2 separate regions of the Mus musculus genome follow, and region 1 is linked to region 2. A link is a loop called in an ENCODE intact Hi-C map of the cell type or tissue named here. Cell type or tissue: left cerebral cortex. All regions are shown on one strand. Each heading gives the region's core, and the rest is flanking DNA. Links, peaks and the distances in the headings are about the cores only.

Region 1 (11,417 bases), core at 1,555-9,554, 120 kb before region 2:
GATTCTAGACCATAATTTATTTTAAAAAAATTTAATAATATTTGTAATATATATCCTTAGTGCTTGAATAGTCTATCTAATCAAGAGACTTGGCTCTAATTTGTTTACTTGTTTAATTGCTTTATAGCTATGACACTTGGGTCCACAGTAATGATGTTGATGCTGAAATTGAAGATGCACCAATCCCAGAAAAGCCCTGGAAGGTAATGGATATGTAAAAAAAGAAGTTACTCTTGGCTAGGCAAAGTGGTGCAAACCTTTAACCCCAGCACTAGGAGGCAGAAGCTGCAGATCTCTGAATTCAAGGCCAGCATGGTCTACATACTCAGTTCCAAGACAACAGCCATGTAGAGAGTCCCTGTTGTAGAAACGTGTTGACTAGGCACACATATGATGCATAGACATAACGTGTATGTAAAATACTCATAATAATACACATAAATAAATAAGTAGCTGTCATTCTCTACAATAAACTAATTTGGTTTTGGAAAGCTGTTGTCACTCTGGCTTATGTTTGTTGTCCCTAAGATTCCTATGCAGTCACTGCTGCCCTTGATTTTGTAATGGTCATCCTGCCTCAGTCCCTTATTCAAGAGTAAGCCCATGCCCAGACACAACTGTATTTTTTTTTAAAGATATATAATGGTGTTCTCCTTTTATGTCTTCAACTCAAGAACATATCTGTGACCCTGACGACACTGTATTAAGGTCTTAGGAGTTAATGTGTGCAGTGCTTGAGAAGAACCCAGTGCCAAGTCGGAGTGTGAGAAAAGGGGGTCAAGTTCAACCTCTATGGAGAGGTCTTGAGAATGCATAACTTCTCTCAACTCTGTTCCTCCCACTGTGACTGAGCCACCATTACAAAGATGTCGCACTCTGGGATTATAGTAGAAGATAAATTCTTTGCTTTATTTCTTTTGTTTTATTCACTCAGGATTTCTCTGTGTAGCCCTGGCTGTCCTGGAACACCATTTGTAGACCAGACTGGCCTCGAATTTAAGAGAGATCCACCTGCCTGTGCCTCCTAAATTCTGGGATTAAAGTACCACCACCAACTGCTAAGAAATGTCTTTCCAGAGCTGCCGTGAAATGGGTGTTTGCTCATTCACAGTAATGATGTTTGTTGCTGCCTTTCCCCCAGAAACAAAAGCAGTTTTTTAAAAGATTTATTTTTCATGTGAGTGCTCTATCTGCATGCCAGAAGAGGGCATTCAGATCTCATTACGGATGATTGTGAGCCACCATGTAGTTGCTGAGATTTGAACTCAGGGCCTTTGGAAGAATAATCAGTGCTCTTATTCACTGAGCCATCTCTCCAGCCCCCTTAATTTTAGTTTTTTGTTTGTTTGTTTGTTTGGTTTGGTTTGGTTTGGTTTGGTTTTTTTGAGACAGGGTTTCTCTGTGTAGCCCTGGCTGTCCTTGAACTCACTCTGTAGACTAGGCTGGCCTCCAACTCAGAAATCTGCCTGCCTCTGTCTCCCAAGTGCTAGGATTAAAGGCGGGTGCCACCACTGCCCAGCAATTTTAGTTTCTTAAGAAATTAAAAGCATAGCTTTTAATTAGTAAAGCAAACTTCATTTTTTGAAAAAACTGTAACTTGAGGACCTGGATGTGGTAATGCATACCTTTGGCACACCCCTATAATCCCATACTTGGGAGGCAGAATCAGGTGGATCTCTTGAGTTGGAGGCTAATCTGGGCTACAGAACAAGTTGCAATATAGTCAGGACTACACACAGAAACTCTGTCTTGAAAAAACAAAAACAAATGTGATTTTAGAAAACAGTATTTTAAAATGTATAGTAACTAGAGCTAGTTCCCCGAAGTCCACATTCTCCTGTCTTTCCAGCGCCTACAGTAACAGTGTTCTGTGCCCAGTCCCTGTGACTTCACCATTATTTTCCAGGTTATTGCCATTGTTGTCAGCATCAGTTTCTCCCCACACTTCACAGAGGCTTTTAGACATGAGCTGTGCTGTGCCATTGGAGACACAGCTTAGCAGATGACCTTGCAGATCTTCTGTGCTTCCTCTGTCACTCTGTTATCTTTCATCTTTCCCCAAAGGCAAGGCAGTGGTGCTCCCTTAGAGTCCTCAGTGCGCACTTGTAGTCCGCTTGTAGTCCTTGGCACTCCTGAGTCAGAGGCAGGTGGATCTCTTGAGTTTGAGGCAGCTGGTTGGCATTCAGAGTTCTAGACCAGTCAGTGGTACATAGTGAGACTATGTAACACAAACAAACAAACAAAAAGATAATTAAAAAACCAAAACAAATCTTCTAGCTTTCTGTGTTTGTAATTCTGCCCTAATTGCACATGAGAGAATATAGACTGCAAGATTAATAAATAGAAGGTCATACTTATGTAGGAGTGACTTTGTAGTAAAGCTTTTTGGGGGACACCCATGCTCTTTAAGCAGACCCAATAAACTTACTGGTTCCATAAATTGCTCTTTGGTGGGATCATATTGGTTTGTTGTTGCTATCCTACAAAGAGGGGGTAGATTCTTTTTTTTTTTTTTTAAAGATTTATTTATTTATTACATGTAAGTACACTGTAGCTGTCTTCAGACACTCCAGAAGAGGGCGTCAGATCTCCTTACAGATGGTTGTGAGCCACCATGTGGTTGCTGGGATTTGAACTCTGGACCTTCGGAAGAGCAGTCGGGTGCTCTTACCCACTGAGCCATCTCACCAGCCCAAGGGGGTAGATTCTTGTTTCCCCTGGTAACGTGCCTGAAACAAGTCCATCTATTGCCTGCCCAATCACAATTTATATTCAGTGTTGATGGAAGCTTTATAGGTGTAATTGCTAGTTTTTCCCTTTCATTGCATTACAAACAAGCCCCACCCCTCTCTCTGTACCTTTAGGTGTGACTTAGAGGAGGAAATGGTCTAATGCTGAATCATAATTGTGTCAATTTGATACGGTTCTAGGTTCATGTAAAATGGATTTTGGACACTGACGTTTTCAATGAATGGATGAATGAAGAGGATTATGAAGTGGATGAGAACAGAAAGCCAGTGAGCTTTCGTCAACGAATTTCAACAAAGAATGAAGAGGTATTTCACGTGGCACTATTTCTATAACACTGGTTGCTTTTGCTCTTTCTAAGTATTTTCTTTCTTGATAATCTACACTTACACACTGTGGGCCATCACCTAAGATGTCCATGTATGAGTTATTGAGTGACTTAGCAGCCATCTGTTGGCATCTTCCGAGAGAAGGGAGATCTTAGCTGACTTTTCCAGCAGATACATGGTAACTTTTTAGATTAATTACTTAATGTATCTGGGTGTTACAGCATGTGTGTACATGTGAGCATGTAGTGTCTGGATGCCAGAATAGGCCTGCTGGGAATCAAACCCTGCAGCAGCCAGTGCTCTTCACCACTGTCCTGCCTCACCAGCTCTTGGTTTTTGTTTTTGTTTTTTAACTATTTTTATTTTATGTGCATTGGTGTTGTGCCCACATGTATGTCTATGTGAGGGTTCTAGAACCCCTAGAACTAGAGTTACAGACAATTGTCAGCTACCATGTGGGTACCAGCCCCTTGTTTTAATTTTTAATGCATTTTAAAATTTAGCCATCAAAGCAGTAATAACTTTCATGTTTTTAAATAATACCATGCGATAGCTTAACTTATCTACCAGGTTTTCTTAGAAAAACCAGTGTGTTTATTTAACTTCACTGTAAACACAATGTTACAAAATACTGGTCTTAAAATATTTTGAGAATTAAAGTGCTTCAGTGTTTTATGACAATAGGGGATTTAGCATTTAACGTTTGTATTCCTATTAAGTACAAGTCCTTATTTGTAAGAAGATACCACAGTGAAACTTATTACTTTATATGCTACCCTGAAATTTTTTGGTTAAGTGAAGTTCAAGTTCTGATTATTTACTCGTGATTCCATAAAAGGCAGTATTTGTGCTAGACCTGGTGGTGGTGCATGCCGTGAATCCTAGCTCTCTGGTGGCAGAGGCAGGCAGATAGGGCTGTGTGGTTTTGAGGCCAGCCTGGTCTGCATAGCAATTTCAGACCAGCTGCAGTTACATAGTGAGACCCTGTCTCTACAAATAAAACCACAACTTTTTTTTTTTTCTTTTTTTAGATTTATTTATTTATTTATTATATGTAAGTACACTGTAGCTGTCTTCAGACACTCCAGAAGAGGGAGTCAGATCTCGTGATCGGATGGTTGTGAGCCACCATGTGGTTGCTGGGATTTGAACTCCTGACCTTCGGAAGAGCAGTCAGGTGCTCTTACCCACTGAGCCATCTCACCAGCCCAAACCACAACTTTTTGGCTACATGCGTCACTAGAGTAAGAATTTGGGCCAAGAAGAAAGCCTTTTGTAACTTGGTTTATGGCAGTCCAGTGAAGAGACCTGTGATTCTAAGATCATTTTTATTTATGACAGCTAAATTTTGTTTTGCTTTTTAAACTTCCTTTCTGTTTGATTTTGTTGCTGTTTTAAATAAGTGTATTCTGTAACTTCATTTGTAGCTCAGGCTGACCTGAATTGGCAATACCAATCTTTTTGGTTTTTTGAGACAGGGTTTCTCTGTGTAGCCCTGGCTGTCCTGGAACTCACTCTGTAGACCAGGCTGGCCTCGAACTCAGAAATCCGCCTGCCTCTGGCTCCCAAGTATTGGGATTAAAGGCATGTGTCACCACTGCCCGGCTGGCAATACCAATCTAAGCCTTCCCGTGCTGGGAATGCAGGTCTATTTCCCCAAGCTTGCCTTGTTCTTTTTTGTTTTATGTTTTCTTTGACATTTATATTTGTATATATTTGTATCTGCATGTATAGATGTTAAACCATTAACTGAAAATAGAGAGATTTCATGTTTTTACACTTGTGCTCTTTTTTTTTTTTTTTTAAGATTTTATTTATTTATTATATGTAAGTACACTGTAGCTGTCTTCAGATCTCCTTACGGGTGGTTGTGAGCCACCATGTGGTTGCTGTGATTTGAACTCAGGACCTCCAGAAGAGCAGTCAGTGCTCCTAACTGCTAAGCTATCTCATCAACCCCCTACACCTGTGCTCTTAATACTAAAACATCTTTGTCACACTGTATGTTGCAAGATTTTATTTATTTTTTAATTTTAAATTTTTTTTTAATATTTATTTATTTATTATATGTAAGTACACTGTAGCTGTCTTCAGACACACCAGAAGAGGGAGTCAGATCTCGTTAGGGATGGTTGTGAGCCACCATGTGGTTGCTGTGATTTGAACTCTGGACCTTTGGAAGAGCAGTCAGGTGCTCTTACCCACTGAGCCATCTCACTAGCCCTAATTTTAATTCTTTAAAAAAAATTTTTAAAAATAATTGGAGCCGGATGTGGTGTTTAATCCCAACACTCGGGTGGCAGAGGCAGGCGGAGTTCTAGGTCAGCCTGGTCTACAGAGTGAGTTCCAGGACAGCCAGAGCTACACAGAGAAACCCTGTCTCAAAAAACCAAAATAAATAAATAACATATATATATATATATATATATATATATATATATATATATATTTGTGTTTTTTTTTTCCACACAATGTTTTTCTGTTTATCCCTGGCTGTCCTTGAACTCACTCTGTAGACCAGACTGGCCTCCTAAGTGCCAGGTTTAAAGGTGCTAACACCCCCTCTCCTGGAGCTGTTGGGCGATTTTATAAATGCCACTTTAGGCAGGATCATTTGAGCTTGTAATTTCAGTAGCATGTTTCATATATTAGTAGTTACTGAAATGCTTTTCCCATCTGAGAACACAAATGTTGAACAGAAATTGTTTTTTTCAGGGTCCAGCTGTGCCTTGAGTGCTTTTGAGGATGTGTGGCTTAGGATTAGCGTTTCAGATCTGCTGTGTTGCTGGACACTAGGGCAGTAGTTCTCACCCCCTTTAGTACAACTAATTCCTCATGTTGTAGTGACGCCCCCAGCCATAACATTCTATTTGGTGCTACTTCTTAACTCCTGCTGTTTTGCTGGTATTTAGTGTTTTTTACTTGTTTTGTTATGAATTGTAATATAAAATTAATCTGTTTTTGAAACAACCCCATGAAGGGGTTGTTAACCCTGCAAAGGGATTGCGGCTTACAGGTTGAGCCTGGCTGACCTAGATGGTCAGGAATGCTGGTAGTTGGTGCTTGTTTTGTGGCTTCCTTTGCTCTGATGCAGAGATTGGGCAGTGTATGGAAAGTCAGCCTGGACATGGGTTTGTAGAAACTGACGAGTGGATAAGCTTGCCTGATACTTACTTTCATTTTCTTCTCCCTAGCCAGTCAGAAGTCCAGAAAGGAGAGACAGAAAAGCCTCTGCCAACTCTAGGAAGAGGAAACCTTCCCCTTCTCCTCCTCCTCCCACAGCCACAGAGTCCCGCAAGAAGAGCGGGAAGAAAGGGTAAGATGTTTGTAGCTTGATCTGAAGTCAAGGAGAGAAACTTGGAACAGCTTTCCTAGGATTTTCCTAGCAACCACATGGTGGCTCACAACCATCTGTAGTGGGATCCGATGCCCTCTTCTGGTGTGTCCAAAGACAGCAACAGTGCACTTATACATACGATATGTGTAAGACAAATAAAATCTTAAAAAAAAAAAAAAAAAAAAGAAAGAAAAGAAAGAAAAGAATTCCTTGAATACAGCCTTTCCCTTGTACTTACATGTTGAAAAGGTGGGAAGTAAGGTGTTTCAGGAGTCCTGTCCTGAACCATGTGTGGTGCCATTTAGGAGGCAGGGTTGACAGTACTGCTTCAGTTTTGAGTCTAGCCTACTCTAGAAAACATGTTCTAGTGTAGCCTGAGCTCAATTCCAAGACACACAGTTATTGTCTCTATTGGATCTGACCACCTCTCCCATTTCTGATTAAACTTACTCACAGAAGTGATAGAACCTGGAACTATTAAACTATTGAATGTTCTGACAAGCCTGACCATTTTGTAGTAACAATTGGAATTTGTAATTGAATAGATTACTGATAATATAAAATGAAACTTCAATGCTTTATACAATGCCTAAAGTTTATACTTACAGTGTGGGTAATATTTGGTGAATTCTATTACTATAAATAGATATTTGATAATTTCAGACTTCCCTACTTTAACATATACATTTGGTTTATTGTTTTTATAGTTTTTTGTTTTGTTTTATTTTGTTTTCATTTTCAAGACAGGGTTTCTCATATATCCCTGGCTGTCCTAGAACTGTAGCCCTAAACTCAGAGATTCATCTGCCTCTGCCTCAGCCTCTCTGCCTCAGCCTCTCTGCCTCTGCCTCTCTGCCTCTGCCTCTCTCTGCCTCTGCCTCTCTGCCTCTCTGCCTCTCTCTGCCTCTCTCTGCCTCTCTGCCTCTCTGCCTCTCTCTGCCTCTGCCTCTCTCTGCCTCTCTGCCCCTCTCTGCCTCTCTGCCTCTGCCTCTCTGCCTCTCTGCCTCTGCCTCTCTGCCTCTGCCTCTCTCTGCCTCTCTGCCTCTGCCTCTCTGCCTCTGCCTCTCTCTGCCTCTGCCTCTCTCTGCCTCTGCCTCTGCCTCTCTGCCTCTGCCTCTCTGCTTCTGCCTCTCTGCCTCTCTGCCTCTGCCTCTTGAATGCTGAGAATAAAGGTGGATCTACTTTTGTTTGATTGGTTATTGATAACTGTTTTTTTCTTTCTTTCTCTCTCTCTCTCTCTCTTTTTTTTTAAATTTTGCTTTGGTTTTGGCTTTTTGTTTGTTTTGTGGTGGAGGTATGAGGAGTAATTTGAGATGATGGCTCTGTGTAGATCCTGGAACTTTCTCTATAGATCAAACTGGCTTCATACTCACACAGATGTGCCTATGTTTCACTGAGGACATGTGCCACCACTGCCCAGCCTATGTTTTGTTTTTGTTTTTTAGGCAGGTCTCTATGTAGTCCTGTACCTCACTAGGTAGACAGATAGGCCTCACACTCAAAAGACATCTATCTGTCTCTGGAGAAAACAAGCTAGATTCATTTGAGAAGAAGAAACCTAAATTAATTAATTAATTAAACCTAATTAATTCCCTACCCTACGAAGAAGCCTGATATGGGAGGGCTCCACTCCCTGTATGTGGCACCACCTCTAGACTGGATGGTCCTGGGTGTTACAGGAGTGCCAGTGAGCAGGGCAGTAAGCAGCCCCCTCCACGTCCTTTGTTCCGTCTCTGCCTCCAAGGTCTTCTCTTTGCCTGCCATGTATTCTCTTTTCTTTTTTCTTTTCTTTTCTTAATTTATTTTATTTTTTATTTTTGAGACAGAGTTTCTGTAGCCCTCTGTTTGTGTAGCCCTGTAGTGTTGGTTAGGTAAATCAGGCTTGCCTTGAACTCTCGGAGATTCTCCTGCTCCTGTTTACAGAGTGCTGATATTAAACGTGTGTGCCAGAACTGCCTGGCTTCTCCTTGGTACTTTTGTTAATTTGTGCATCTATGTGTTGGTTAAAACAACCTTGTTGTATTCCTGAGGTGGCTAATAGTCCATATATAGAGTTCTGCCCACCATCCTGAGTGCTTCAGTTAGAGTCACATGCCACCACACCCTAATGTGGTTTTGTTTGTTTGTTTGTTTGTTTGTATCATACAGTATGTCCTTTTTGTCTTTCTCTCTCTCTCCCTCCCTCTCCCCCCCTTCCTTCCTTCCTTTTTTTTTTTTTTTGAGACAGGGTTTCTCTGTGTAGCCCTGGCCCTGGCTGTCCTGGAACTCACTTTGTAGACCAGGCTGGCCTCGAACTCAGAAATCTGCCTGCCTCTGCCTCCCAAGTGCTGTGATTAAAGGTGTGTGCCACCATCACCAGGCTTGTCTTTATTTTAATTCTCAACCATATTGTTAGTTTTACAAATGATAACTATCCAGAGAAAGCAGTGGCATTTTTCATAAGGAACATGAGGACTTTTTAACACTCAAATGATACCTCAAGAAAATATAGTTGTCCATATCCTACAACGCTTTTTCCTTTTATCGCTTCTAGGCTATTTGAATGCTGTGTTTCTTCAGCAGGAGTTCTTTCACTATACTAATTGAGACTCCTCATATGAACAGTAGGATGACTGTCCTATTTTACGTACTAATCACTTAGAGTTTGAGGCTCATTGGATGTTACTTGAGTCAAGTATTTAATTTGCTTGATTATTTCTTGTTTTTAAAAGTGGTTCTGAGTATAAGTAGTAGTTTAGATAGAACTTGATACATTTTACTAAAAGTATCTTTTTCTGTCCCATATATATTAGACAAGCTAGCCTTTATGGGAAACGTAGAAGTCAGAAGGAAGAAGATGAGCAAGAAGATCTTACCAAGGACATGGAAGACCCCACACCTGTACCTAACATAGAGGAAGTGGTTCTCCCTAAGAATGGTGGGTATTCTTTTCAGCAAACCTGGTGTTTGCTATCATTTCACCATGAAAACAAGTGATGTCATGTTCTGAATATGCAGTTGTTTTCTTATAGTTTTTTGAAATAGCATCTCCCCATGTGGCTTCGGCTGTCCTGAAACTCACATGTAGACGCAGACTAGTCTGGAACTCACAGGGAGATCTGGCCGTGTCCATCTCTACCTCCTGAATGCTGGAATTAAAGGCTTCTACCACAACACCCATAACACATAGTTCTTAACTTTCCAATATGAATAGATTTTCTCTTTATCTGTTTTTAAAAATTCTTACTTCCTCATTTTACTTAAGGGCCATGTTGTGGTTTGTGTGTATGTATATGACTTTTTTATTTAGAAGACACACCAATCAAACAGGTACAGACATTTAAAATTGTCCTTTTTGTAGTCTTGTCAATCTGTAATCCAGATCTTCAGGAGTCTTAGATAGCAATATCCTATGTGTGAAGAAGTCTGATCTTCATGCTTGTTGTGAAAACTAGAAATAAAATGAGAGCTGGGAGTAAGAGTTTTGTGGGAGAGTGCTCACCTAGCACGGTGATGCATGAAAACCGGATCGCCCCGATGTTTGCTACACAAACATTTGGTAGAAGAGACAGCATTGCATTGCCCCCTCCCACCCCCTCTGTTGACCAGTGACCTTTCTGCGTTTGTGGAATGGAGTCACATCGCTAGTTGATTGACTGTAGATTGCGCAGGTGGTTTAATGTCTTGAGGTTTAACTCAAGGTGAGGCTTGCGATACGCATCCGTGTTCTACTCATGTTCTATCGTGTTGTTGTCATTTTTAATTTTGTTTAGTTTATATCTATGTGTATGTATGCTGCACAGACCTTAGGAAGCCAGAAGAGGGTGTCCCATCCCTTCTGATTGGAGTTATTCTAATCCACTTGGCCCTTTACTGAGTAGCCATCGCTTGAGCTCCTCACAGTGTACTCTTAAAATCAGTGTGACTGTTTCTTCTAATACATGATTCTGTTGGTTTTCTTTTTTCCCTTCTAGTAAACCCAAAGAAGGACAGTGAAAACACACCCGTTAAAGGAGGCACGGTGGCAGATCTAGGTAAAGACCCCAGATACAAACGCTCTCTCTCCTGACTCTGTCAGCTCCTTAAATACTGTGTTATTTCACAGTATTTCAGACTGTTTCTTTCATTTGCTTTGTTTACTGCTCTTCAAGATTAACCAATTGCCTTCTGTACTGTCATGCTTTAGGGTCCTATCATGAGTTATTGTTTGGGGTCCTCCCAGTGACGTGCACCTCACAGTGTATGGCGTTTTCTCAGAAAGTAGCATTAACTTGGCAGTATTGTTCCTTCACTTGAAAATAGTTATCAGCTGAGTTTTCAAGAAATAATTCTAATTAAAATACAGTTTTCAATGTCTCTCTAGTGTCTGGGAGTGGTCGTGCAGGTGTTTGATTATTAGAGGGTCAGGACTATCCATAATACTTATTTATTATGAATTTGAGGGTAGCATTGAATGATATATTGAGTTCCAGGACTATATATATTCCAGGACTAGGATATATATCCTAGTTCCAGGACTAGGATATATTGGGTTCTGGACTAAAAGACCTTTATGTCCCCCAACACCATTCTCTTTGAACAAAATTTAAAGTTCTTATTTATTATTGTGTATATGATGCACTTGCAGGCATAAATGTGGCAGTTCAGGTGTTGATGCAGAAGACAGCCCTTGTGATTCCACTATCCGTTCACAGTGGAACTCGGGGTGGATTGACCCTGAGTGCTCCAATTGTGGAACCTTTCCCCAGCTTTTTTCATTTCATCTTTTCATGTTATATTTCTTGGCTTGCTCCACAGTGGTGCATGGTTCTGTCTTAGTGTCTAAAGTGTAAACAGAGCATTTCTAATGACAGCATATCAAAGAAGATAACAGACAAAGTGTGAAAATGTTTCTGTTTTATTTTGATGCTATTATCAGATCTTATTATTTTGCCTTCCATATATTAATTTTTCTCTTTCACAACTGATAATTACTAATTCAAATGCCAGAAAGAGAAAACGTAGTTGTAAGTAGGCTTTATTTC
Region 2 (11,417 bases), core at 1,340-9,339:
CCGAGACAAGGTTTTTCTGTGTAGCCCTGGCTGTCCTGGAACTCACTCTGTAGGCCAGGCTGGCCTCGAACTCAGAAATCTGCCTGCCTCTGCCTCCCAAGTGCTGGGATTAAAGGCGTGTGCCACCACGCCCGGCTTTTTCTTTTAAATTTTTTATTTTTATGTGTATGAGTATACTGTCACTGTCTTCAGACACACCAGAAGAGAGTATCTGATCCCATTTTTTAAAAAGATTTATTTATTTATTTATTTATTATATGAAGTACACTGTAGCTGTCTTCAGACACTCCAGAAGAAGGCATCAGATTTTGTTACGGATGGTTGTGAGCCACTATGTGGTTGCTGGGATTTGAACTCGGGACCTTCGGAAGAGCAGTTGGCGCTCTTAACCACTCAGCCATCTCACCAGCCCCTGATCCCATTTTTTAAAAGAATTATTTATTTTATGTATATGAGTATACTACACTGTACATATCTTCAGACACACCAGAAGAGGGTATCAGGTCCCAATACAGATGGTTGTGAGCCACCATGTGGTTGCTGGGAATTGAACTCAGGACCTCTGGAAGATTAGTCAGAGCTCTTAACAGCTGAGCCATCTCTCCAGCTCTGCTTTAGTTTTTTGGTTTGTTTTGTCTTTGTTTTTTTAAGAAAGTAATATGAAGTACATCTCAGCGATAGAGTACATGCTTAGCACAGAAAGGGAGGGAAGGACGGAGTAAGGAAGGAGATGCACAGGAAATTAAATCCCATGATGCTTTGTGTCCTCGCTCTAACCACGGACCAGACCTTAGGGTTGATTCTTCTTGTAGTTAACAAATTCTGTTCAAAACAATGTATACAGTGGGGACTCAGCAATGAACCTGGACTGTATAGTGTTGTCAGTATGAGAAATGCTTACAAAGAAAATACAGCAGAGAAGCGGTTGCAGGGGTGGTAGGGGACTCCGTGGCTGGAAGTTTGGGGCAAGGCAAACAAAACGCTTTAGTTTCTATGGCTGCATAAGACACAAGTCCCAGACGTGTTGGCTCAAACACAACGACCAGTTGTGGGGCCTATGTGGGGCATCTCAGCTGGGGACCTCCCCGAGATGGTGATCACACGAGAAATGGTCCTGGGATCCTCCCTTTGACATTACAGACCAGGGCCAGGCAATCGGGACAGTATCTCAGCATCTCTCACTGACTCCCCATGGTCTTTACAGGAGATCTCTCCAGCAGAGCAGATTCAAGGCCAGACTTTTCTCCAAACCATCAGGGCTCCACCTTGATGCATCTGTGAGCATGAAGCAGGGATGACTGCCTTTTACCACACAGCTTCAACGATCACACAATCACACGTGTCATCTCTGCTGCGCTTTTCGCTAAGCACTTAGAGAATGTTGCCACACTCCATGGTGCAGTCTGTAATCCAAGCTCCTTGGATGGCTGAGAAGGAGGACCACAGGTTCAAGACCTACCTGGACGACTTACTGAGATTCTTTTCCAAATAAAAAGTTAAAGGAAAAGTTAGGAATAGCTCAGCTCTCAACTGTAGGGCATTTTCTTTGTATGGATGAAACCTTGATTCAGTCTCCATTAATGAAAAGTGTGTGGGGGTGTGTGTGACATGAGACATGAGTCCATTCATCATCTCTCAGTGAGGTGTCAATGTGAAGTTGTGAGACAAAGATGAAGATTGTTCTATGACCTGTTGGCACAAACACTCTGTTTTTATATCTAGATTAACACTCATTCTTTTTTTGTTTGTTTGTTTTTAAATTTGTTTTTTGTTTTTTCTCTTACTTTCTTTCTTTCCTTTCCTTTTCTTTTTTTCTTTTCTTTCTTTCTTTTATTTATTTTGTTTGTTTGTTTGTTTGTTTGGACTTTTCGAGACAGGCTTTCTCTGTGTAGTCCTGGCTGTCCTGGAACTCACTTTGTAGACCAGGCTGGCCTTGAACTTAGAAATCTGCCTGCCTCTGCCTCCCGAGTGCTGGGATTAAAGGTGTGCGCCACCATACCCAGCTTCTTTTCTTTTTTCCTTCCTTCCTTCCTTCCTTCCTTCCTTCCTTCCTTCCTTCCTTCCTTTCCTTCCTTCCTCCCTCCCTCCCTCTCTTCCTTCTTCCTTCCTTTCTTTCTTTCTTTCTTTCTTTCTTTCTTTCTTTCTTTCTCTCTCTCTCTTTTTTTTTTTGAGACAGGATTTCTCTGTATAGTCCTGGATGTACTAGAATTTTCTTTGTAGGCCTAACTGGCCTTTAACTCACAGAGATCCACGGACTACCTCTGCCTCCCGAGTGCTGGGGTTAAAGGTGTGCATCACCTGCCATGTCTGGCTTCAATACCTGTTCTTAATCTATGTTAAAACCTTTCTTGAGGTTGAAGAGATGGTTCAGCCATTAAGAGCATTTAACCTGGAGGTCCCTGGAAGACAGTGTTTGGATGGCAGTTGGGAGGACAGGGGACCTTGATTCAATTTTTTAAAAAGATTTATTTATTATTATATCTAAGTACACTGTAGCTGTCTTCAGACACACCAGAAGAGAATGTCAGATCTCATCACGGATGGTTGCTAGCCACCATGTGGTTGCTGAGATTTGAACTCACGACCTTCAGAAGAGCAGTCAGTGCTCTTAACCGCTGAGCCTTCTCTCCAGCCCCCTTGATTCAATTTTTTTTCATTTGTTTGTTTGTTTGGGACAGGTCCTCTCTCTATGTAGCCCTGGCTGGACTGGAACTCACTGTGTAGACCAGGCCAACCCTGAACTCATAGAGATCTGCCAGCCTCTATCTCTGGGTTTAAAGGTGTATGTCATTGTACCAGGCTAAGCCCTGTATTCTTTACCACACCAGTCCGAAGTGGAGTCACCAGAACATACACAAAAAGTCAGGTGTGGTGGAATATGCTTTGTAACCCCAGTGATGGCAAGAAGCAAGGTAGAAATAGGTGGCTCCTGGGGCCACTGGCCAGCCAGTCTGATGGCCTGGTGAAGTTCCAGGCCAGTGAGAGACTGTCTCAAACAAAAGGCACCTGCGCTTATCCTTTGATCTTCAAATGATAGAGAGAGCCAATTCCCAGAGTTATTCTCTTTCCTCCACATGCACACCCTTGGCAGGAGCATGCTCACAACCATCCCTATAGATAAATAAGTAAGAAAAATTATTAAAATATAAAATTAGGGGGGCTGGTGAGATGGCTCAGTGGTTAAGAGCACTGACTGCTCTTCCAAGGTACTGAGTTCAATTCCCAGCAACCACATGGTGGCTCACAACCATCTGTAATGAGATCTGACTCCCTTTTCTGGAGTGTCTGAAGACAGCTACAGTGTACTTACATATAATAAATAAATAAATAAATAAATAAATAAATAAATCTTAAATATATATAATTAGATGATATTTTAAAGGCCACCATCTGCTATATAGTGAATTTGAGGCCATTCCTGATCTATATCAGATCGTATCTCAATAAACAGACTGGTGGGCATGAGGGCACACACCTTTAACCCCAGCACTCTGGAGGCAGAGGTAGGCTGATCTTTGTGAGTTCAAAGCTAGACTGGTCTACCTAGCAATTTCTAGGCTAGCCAGGGCAACACAGTGAGACTCTGTCTCAAAAAAAAAAAAAGTCTACCAACATTAAAACTAAATGACAAACTACCTACAATTTTGATTGGTTTGCTTATTTTAGTAAATTTAAATAGATTTTCCTGAATTAGCTGGGCAGTGGTGGCACACGCCTTTAATCCCAACACTTGGGAGGCAGAGGCAGGTGGATTTCTGTGTTTGAGGCCAGCCTGGTGTCTACAGAGTGAGTTCCAGGACAGCCAGGGCTACACAGAGAAGCCCTGTCTCAAAAGACCAAAACTAATAATAATAATAATAATAATAATAATAATAATAATAATAATTTATTTGCTCTATGACCTTATGTCTTAAGGTTAGCAGTTCTCAGCCAGTGGGTCTTGAGTCTTGGCCCCTTTGGCAGGGTCACATATCAGAAACTTTGCATATCAGATATTGACATTATGATTCATAATAGCAAAATTATAGATATGAAGTAATAACAGAATAATATTATGGTTGAGGGTCACCACAGCATGAGGAAATGTACCAAGGGTGACAGCATTAGGAAGGTTGAGAACCATTGCCTTAGGACCATTTCAAGGAAATAGATGTCTTTATTTCTTTCCACAGGACTTCATCTGGCATAACTTGGCCCCAGACTCACTACATTGCTAAAAGATCTTCCTGCCTTCAGCACCCACATGCTGGGATTACATGTGCCCAGCACTAAGTTCAGTTTTTAGGACTTGCTGCCAGGAAGTCTTGCATGCTAAGCTAGCAGTCTACCAACTGAGCTATACTCCAAGACCGGGCTTTTCTATTTGTCATGAGGTTGGATGGAACCTCTTCCAGAGGTCCTTAATCAATTCCCAGCATCCACATGGTGGCTCACAACCATCTGTAATGAGATCTGGTGCCCTCTTCTGACCCGTAGGCATACATGCAGGCAGAACGTTGTATGCATAACAAATACATAAATCCTTTTTTTAAAGTATGGGGAGTGGAGTGGATAGTATATGATGTTGAATTACTTGTAGAAACGTTTTGAGGCTATAGGAAACACAACTCTTGTAGCTCAAGTTTCAAAAACGTTTCTGGGCTTAAAGCCCTGGGTGAGACAACAGAGCAGAAGTAGAAATACGTTTACCAGAACCTATTTCCTAAGCCTGGAAGCCAATATGGCCAAGTACTATCTGGACACAGCTTAATAGCACCTAGACTTTGACAAGGACAAAAAGTCAATAGACGATGACAATGTTCTGACAGAGCTATTACAGGAGTCAGAAAAGCCCCTAGACATTGTCACCATGGCCTCTTATCAAGATAGCCAAAGCCTTCAACTCCCTTACCAGCTTCTGCCTCCAAATGTCCGAACTCCTCGTAGGAGGCCTCTACAGATGGCGTGCTTAGTTTCAGGGCTTAGAGCCGTGGCAGGCTCACAGCGCAGAAGGGCTTAAGAAGCATCTGATGTTAGATAGCACTGTTCTTCGAAATGCTCTGGCAGCTGCCGGCCCCTCCTGCCTCCCCTGCGCCTGGGCCAGTGGCCACGAGCTCCTCTGAGCCCTGCTTCCGAAAAGCCCATTCATAGCCTTCTTTCTCAAGGTCTCATCTCAACCCTGACTTCCCTGTCTACACAAAGCCACCCTTTCTTCTCAGGGACCCAGGTGGCAGTTGAGACTGTACATAATGACTCTTCTTTCTTGTGGCCCCAGAAAGCCCCCCAAAGGGCAGCCCAGACGGAAGATCTGCTTTGTCCGCGGGTGGTGTGGAGGAGTCAGAGGAGGGTACTTAATCTTCATTCTAGCCAGAATGGGGCAGAGCAGCAGCCCAGAGCTAACGGACACATTACAGACCAACCCTCCTGATACAGGCAAGGCTCTTTTCTCTCAGCGAACGCAGTGAAGATTCCCTGCCTCCCACCTTCCCCGTGGGCATGAGTGGGTGGGAGGGCTTACTCTCCAGGTCTCAGACTCACGTGCCTTTGCTCCCTGACCTCTGCTGGCTACTAATGAACGCCACTCTCAGCTTTCCACGGGCTTCTCAGGATCCTGTCGTTTTCTGAACATTTCACTGTCTCCACCAGGCAGGATTCAGTGCCTCCTGGCTTCCGATTCCACCTCCTCTACTGTAAGGTAGATCACCCGCGCTGTTGGCTTCAAGGCCGTCAGAGCTACACACCCACTCCATTTCTCCCATCCCCTCTTCAGCAGGACACACAAGTCTCTGCCTTTGTTTCTGATCCACACTACCTCAGAGCCTCTTGTCATCTCAGCAGTGACTGTGTGTTCTGCCTCTCACGTCAGCACGAGTTCCATGAGCCCCCAGGCTGCAGCAGACAGTACCTCATTGCAGGCAATCAGCACAACTGCCACTGCCGCTCGCCCACATGTGACAAAAACAGGTAGAGAAACCATTCCAAGGCTGGAGAGACAGCTTAGCGCTTGCTTGCTTTGCAGACATAACGGACCTGAGTTCGATCCCCAGTGTTCACATGATCCCAGGGCTGGCAAAGTAGAGACAGATGGGTCAGTGGAGTTCTCTTCAGCCAGCCTACCGTAACTGGCAAGCCTAAGATCCTGTTAGAAACTCCGTCTCAACTGGCAAGATGGCTCAGTGGATAAAGGTGCCTGCTGCCAAGCTTGACGACCTGAGTCGGATCCCCCAGGACCCTCATCGTAAAGGGAGACAACTGACTCCTGTAAGATAAGCTGCTTTCTGACCTCTACACCAATTGTGAGGTACACTTGCCTTCCCCGCCCAGTAAATAGGTGTATGTAATTTTTAAAATTTAAGAAATCTTATCTTGGGCCGGGCGTGGTGGCGCACGCCTTTAATCCCAGAACTCGAGAGGCAGAGGCAGGCGGATTTCTGAGTTCGAGGCCAGCCTGGTCTACAAAGTGAGTTCCAGGACAGCCAGGGCTATACAAAGAAACCCTGTCTCGAAAAACCAAAAAAATAAAATAAAATAAAATAAAATAAAATAAAATAAAATAAAATAAATAAATAAAATCTTGTCTTAAAAACCAAACAAACAGAAAAACCAAACAAGGCCCTGGGCTAGTGAGATGCTCAGCAGGTGTAGTGGTTTGACTGAAAATGGCTCCATAAACTCTTTGGGAGCGTCATTATTGGAGGTGTGGCCTTGTTGGAGTGGGTGTGGCCTTGACGGAGTGGGTGTGGCCTTGCTGGAGGACGAGTGTCACTGGGGATGAGCTCTGAGGTTTTCCCCATTGGCATGCTTCCTGCTGCCTGAGGACCCAGGTGTAGAACTCCAAGCTACTTCTCCAGTACCATGTCTGTCTGTGTCCCACCATGCTTTCTGTAGTGTTGACAGTGAACTAAACCTCTGAGCTATTAGCTGCTTTCCTTTATGAGTCGTCATGGTCATGGTGGCTCTTCAAGACAGCAATAAAAATCCTGACAAGACAGCGGGTCAGGGTGCTTGCCACCAAATCTGACTCCCGGAGTTTGATCTCTGAGATCCACATGGAGGACTCCTAAAATTTGTTCTCTGGCTTCCACACATGTACCACGGTACATCCACACCAACCTGTAAGGGATTGGTCTGGTGCCGCTTGTATTCAAATGATAAATTCTGTACCCCAAGATCTGGTTGCCCCAGTCAGGAACAAGGAAATTCTCAAGTATACCAACCTTGCCCTCAAAGTTATCCCTGATTGACTAATAAAGATGCCTACAGCCTGGGCTGGGCAGAAGAGAGGGGGCTTAGCAAAGGTTCCTAGCCTTGGGGTCTCAGAGAGAGGATGTAAAAGAAGAAGGAGGAGGTTGACATGGGGTAGGGAGGATGGTGAGCAAATAGCCACAAGGGCTAGCCTGATGAAGCAGAAGCAGCCCAAAGGGAACATACGGCAAATAATATCTAAGGGATCAAGACAGCAAAGCAAACAAAATAGCTTAGAGGGTTGGTATCTGCCCAGCTCTAGTGCTTTAAGGCTTATCATAAAATATAAAGGCTTTTATGTCATTTATTTGGGAACTAAATGATATAAGTGGGGTATTTACCAAGTAATATTTGCTACAACATCCACCCCTCTAAAAGGTAATAAAAATTTAAGAAAAAAAATTCGCTGAGCAGTGGTGGCGCACGCCTTTAATCCCAGCACTTGGGAGGTAGAGGCAGGCAGATTTCTGAGTTCAAGACCAGCCTGGTCTAAAGAGTGAGTTCCAGGACAGCCAGAGCTACACAGAGAAACCTTGTCTCAAAAAAATCAAAAAATAAAATTAATTATATAATTAATAGATTAATAAAATAAAATAAAATATAATGCTCGTCTGTCCTATGGGGTACACAGTGAGGTACACAGTTCTGGGAGATTTCCTGCCAGCTTTCCCCAGAACTCTGTAGTGTCCAGTTTGAGCACAGGACCCTGCCCAGGCCTTTCCTGTTTCTAGCTCACTCCAGAGTTTCCTTCCACATTTCTTTCCCCTTAAACCATCACTTGGGGAAGCCTGGCAAAACTGTTCTTCTCCATTCTCTGGAATTCTCTCTCCTGTCTGTTCTCCTCTGACCTTAGAAAACTGACCATGGGTCCTTGTTTCCTTCCTTCATTATTATGTTTATGGGTTTAAAAAAAAACTTATCTCTTCATTTTATTTGTGTGTATATACTATCACTGCCTTTAGACACACCAGAAGAGGGCATCGGATCCCATTACAGATGGTTGTGAGCCACCATGTGGTTTCTGGGAATTGAACTCAGGACCACTGGACCATGTTTATGTATTACAGGTATTCAAGCTCCAACAATATACTAATGAGAAAAAGAGACAAACCCTGCCTGTCCTCTGGGGCTGGAGAGCCAGCTCAGCAGTAAAGAGCACTTTTCCAGAGCTGCTCTTCCAGAGAAGCCAAGTTTCATGCCTAGCACGCATGTCAATCAGGTTATTCTCCTCGCTAATTCCAGCTCCAGGGACCCAGGGGATCCGGTGCCTCTGACAGCCAAGGCCCCTATATTCAGCACACTTACCTACCCACATGCTCCACACACACACACACACACACATACACACACACATCATTTAAAATAATAAAAATAAGTCTTTTTTTTTTTTTTTTTAATTTGGGACTAGAGACCATTGAGGGGTTAAGAGAACTGACTACTCTTCCAGAAGACCCTGGGTTCTTTTCCTGGCACCCACATGGCAGCTCACAGCCATTTGTAACTCCAGCTTCAGGAGATCCAATCCATTCTTCTAGCCTCTGAAGACACCAGGTACACATGTGATACAAGGTCATGCATGCATGCAACACACACAGACAAAGACACACACACAGACAAAGACACACACACAGACAAAGACAGACACACACACAGACAAACACACAGACACACAGACATCTTTATTTAAAAAGAGGCGAACTAAGAGAGCTGTGTGGTTGTCCCTGGGAGCCGCACATGACCTCTGTTCTATCAAGCCTCAGGATTTGTTAACCCGGCAGCATTAGCGAATGTCTGCTGCCCTCTGGTGGGCATGTAAGAAATGGCCCAACTTTCTTCCAGCTCTGTTAGCCAGCTGTGGTTTATAAGTTCACCTTCAGCTCCATCCCAGACAGATGGCAGAAGCAAATGCTGTGCCCAGGAGGCAAACAACGTGACAATACCAAGTGTTTGTCAGAGAGGTGAGTTCAAGGGCACAGTCATGAGAGGAAAAGCTTTGAAGTTGACAAGGCCTGGACTAGATGCTTTAGTAGTCCTGCTCCTTTACCTCTCCCTCCCCTCCCCCTCCCCCTCCTCATTATTTTCAGCATGAACAGGGTCTCATTGTGTATCTGTGGCTGGTATGTCATTCTATGTAGACCAGGATGGACTGAGACTCACAGGGGTCCTCCTGATGCTGCCTCTCCAATGCTAGGATTAAAGGCATTCCTGCCTATCTGCCTATTTTGTTTCTTATTTTATTTTATTTTTTGCTTTTTTTTTTTTTTGTTTTTGAGACAGGGTTTCTCTGTGTAACCCTGGCTGTCCTGGAACTCACTCTGTAAACCAGGCTGGCCTAGAACTCAGAAATTCGCCTGCCGCTGCCTCCCAAGTGCTGGGATTAAAGGCGTGTGCCACCACGCCCGGCGCCTATTTTGTTTCTTGAAGATTTAATTGTATGTATGTATTTTGCCTGTATCTAAGTATGTACACCACATGTGTGCCTGTGCCTGTGCCTGTGGAGGTCAGAAAAGGAGACACCAGGAGTGTCAGATCCCCTAGGCATAATGTGAATGCTGGTCCTAGGCCATCTGGAAGAGCATCCAGCTCTTATACCTGGAGCCGTGTCTTTAGCCTCTATCATCATCATCACTTTTTTGTTCTCTTTATTATTACTGTTGTTGTTCTTGTTCTTGTTACTATTTTGTTGTTTGTTTTTTTTTTTCAAGACAACATTTCTCTTTGTGTAGCTCTAGCTGTCCTGAAACTTGCGCTGTAGACCAGGCTGGTCTCAAACTCACAAAGATCTGCCTCCTGAGTACCGGGATTAAAGGTGTGTGTGTGTGTGTGTGTGTGTGTGTGTGTGTGTGTGTGTGTGTCAATGCCACCCAGGCCCATTTATCATTTTCTAATGTGTCTGCATATGCCAATGTATCTGCCATGAGTGTAGACACTTGAAGAGGCCAGAAAAGAGCACCAGATCCCGTGGAGGTGATACCACACACAGGTGTGAGTGCTGCGAACTGAGTTTATGGCTTTGGGAAACAGCAAGTGTCTTAGTTGGTGAGCTACCTGTTCAACCCCCAGAACCATCTCTGAGTTGGAAAGATTGTAGCTAAGGGGCTGGGGAAGCAAAGATGTTTGTTTGTTTGTTTGTTTTGTGGTTGTGATTTTTTTTTCTTTTTCAAGACAGGGTTTCTCTGTGCAGCCCTGGCTCTCTGGGAACTCGCTCTGCAGACCAGGCTGGAGATCCTTCTGAGTTCAGGGATTAAAGACATGCACTACCACTGCCCAGATGACACTTAGAGTTCTTAGGACAGCATACCCGAGAAGACACTGGGACACAGAGAGAGCCTGGAGTCTGCAGAGGGCGGCTCTCAAGTGTTCAGTATAGGAAGATGCTCCCCAAAGCCAGGGAAAGAAGCCCAGAAAGACTAAGGGGGCAGAACTAGGAGGAAATTCTTTCAATCTAATAAATCGAAGCTATGAAGAGCCTGCAACTATAATCTTATTTCATGATGAAAAACTAACAGTTTTCACTTGAAATAAACAAGACAAGAGCTGGGCGTGGTGGCACACGCCTTTAATCCCAGCACTCCGGAGGCAGAGGCAGGTGGACTTCTGAGTTCGAGGCCAGCCTGGTCTACAAAGTGAGTTCCAGGACAGCCAGGGCTAGACAGAGAAACCCTGTCTCAAAAAACCAAAAATAAAAATAAAAGGAAAGAAACAAGACAAGAATGTATATGTTTTCACCATTTCCAGCTCATGTCCTTAAGTAAGAAAATAAATAAAAGGTACATAGGTGGGGAAGAAAGACATAAAATTATTCTACTCACTGACACTATAGTCATTTACGCAGAAAATTCAATGGAGCCTTTTAAAAGCTACAAGAATTAATGGGTTTAGCAAGGATGAGGGGTAAATCAAAATACACAAATGAAAACACGGATAACTAGGGGTGTACTTGCCCAGCATATGGGAGACTCCCTAGCAGCTCACATACAAAAAGCAAAACACTGGAGCTAGAGAGATGGCTCCCTGGATAGAGATATTTACTATGAAAGTCTGGTGACCTCAGTTTAATCCCCAAGCCCATGGAAAGGTAGGAGAGAGCTGATATCGTCAAGTTGTCCTGTGACCTCCACATGTACTTGGTGGCACACACCCACACCCAGACCACCACCACCATCATCAAAATTGTGCCAGGCCTAGAATCA

The links. Peaks named below come from ENCODE experiments on the same cell type or tissue, not always from the same donor. Only the 100,000 strongest peaks of a DNase experiment are listed, where the experiment ranks them.
Region 1: a loop joins it to region 2, with 4 times the contacts of the local background. A loop is called at or near these places in 13 of 42 quality-filtered maps.

Annotation. Positions count from the first base shown.
Region 1 is chr9:110,164,675-110,176,091 of GRCm38, forward strand. It overlaps Smarcc1 (SWI/SNF related, matrix associated, actin dependent regulator of chromatin, subfamily c, member 1), which reads left to right. Exons shown (of 28, transcript NM_009211.2): 8 at 128-203; 9 at 2,931-3,056; 10 at 6,272-6,393; 11 at 9,207-9,331; 12 at 10,368-10,427. Among named protein-coding and RNA genes, the nearest start is that of Smarcc1, 38 kb to the left of the region's middle. In left cerebral cortex, for the core only: CTCF peaks have their summits at 6,492 (motif pointing left) and 6,693; a DNase peak (open chromatin) is centred at 6,461; H3K27ac peaks cover 293 bases.
Region 2 is chr9:110,288,270-110,299,686 of GRCm38, forward strand. No RefSeq gene overlaps it. Among named protein-coding and RNA genes, the nearest start is that of Elp6, 11 kb to the right of the region's middle. In left cerebral cortex, for the core only: CTCF peaks have their summits at 4,443 (motif pointing left) and 9,034 (motif pointing left); DNase peaks (open chromatin) are centred at 5,123, 5,764 and 9,024; H3K4me3 peaks cover 1,062 bases; H3K27ac peaks cover 2,229 bases.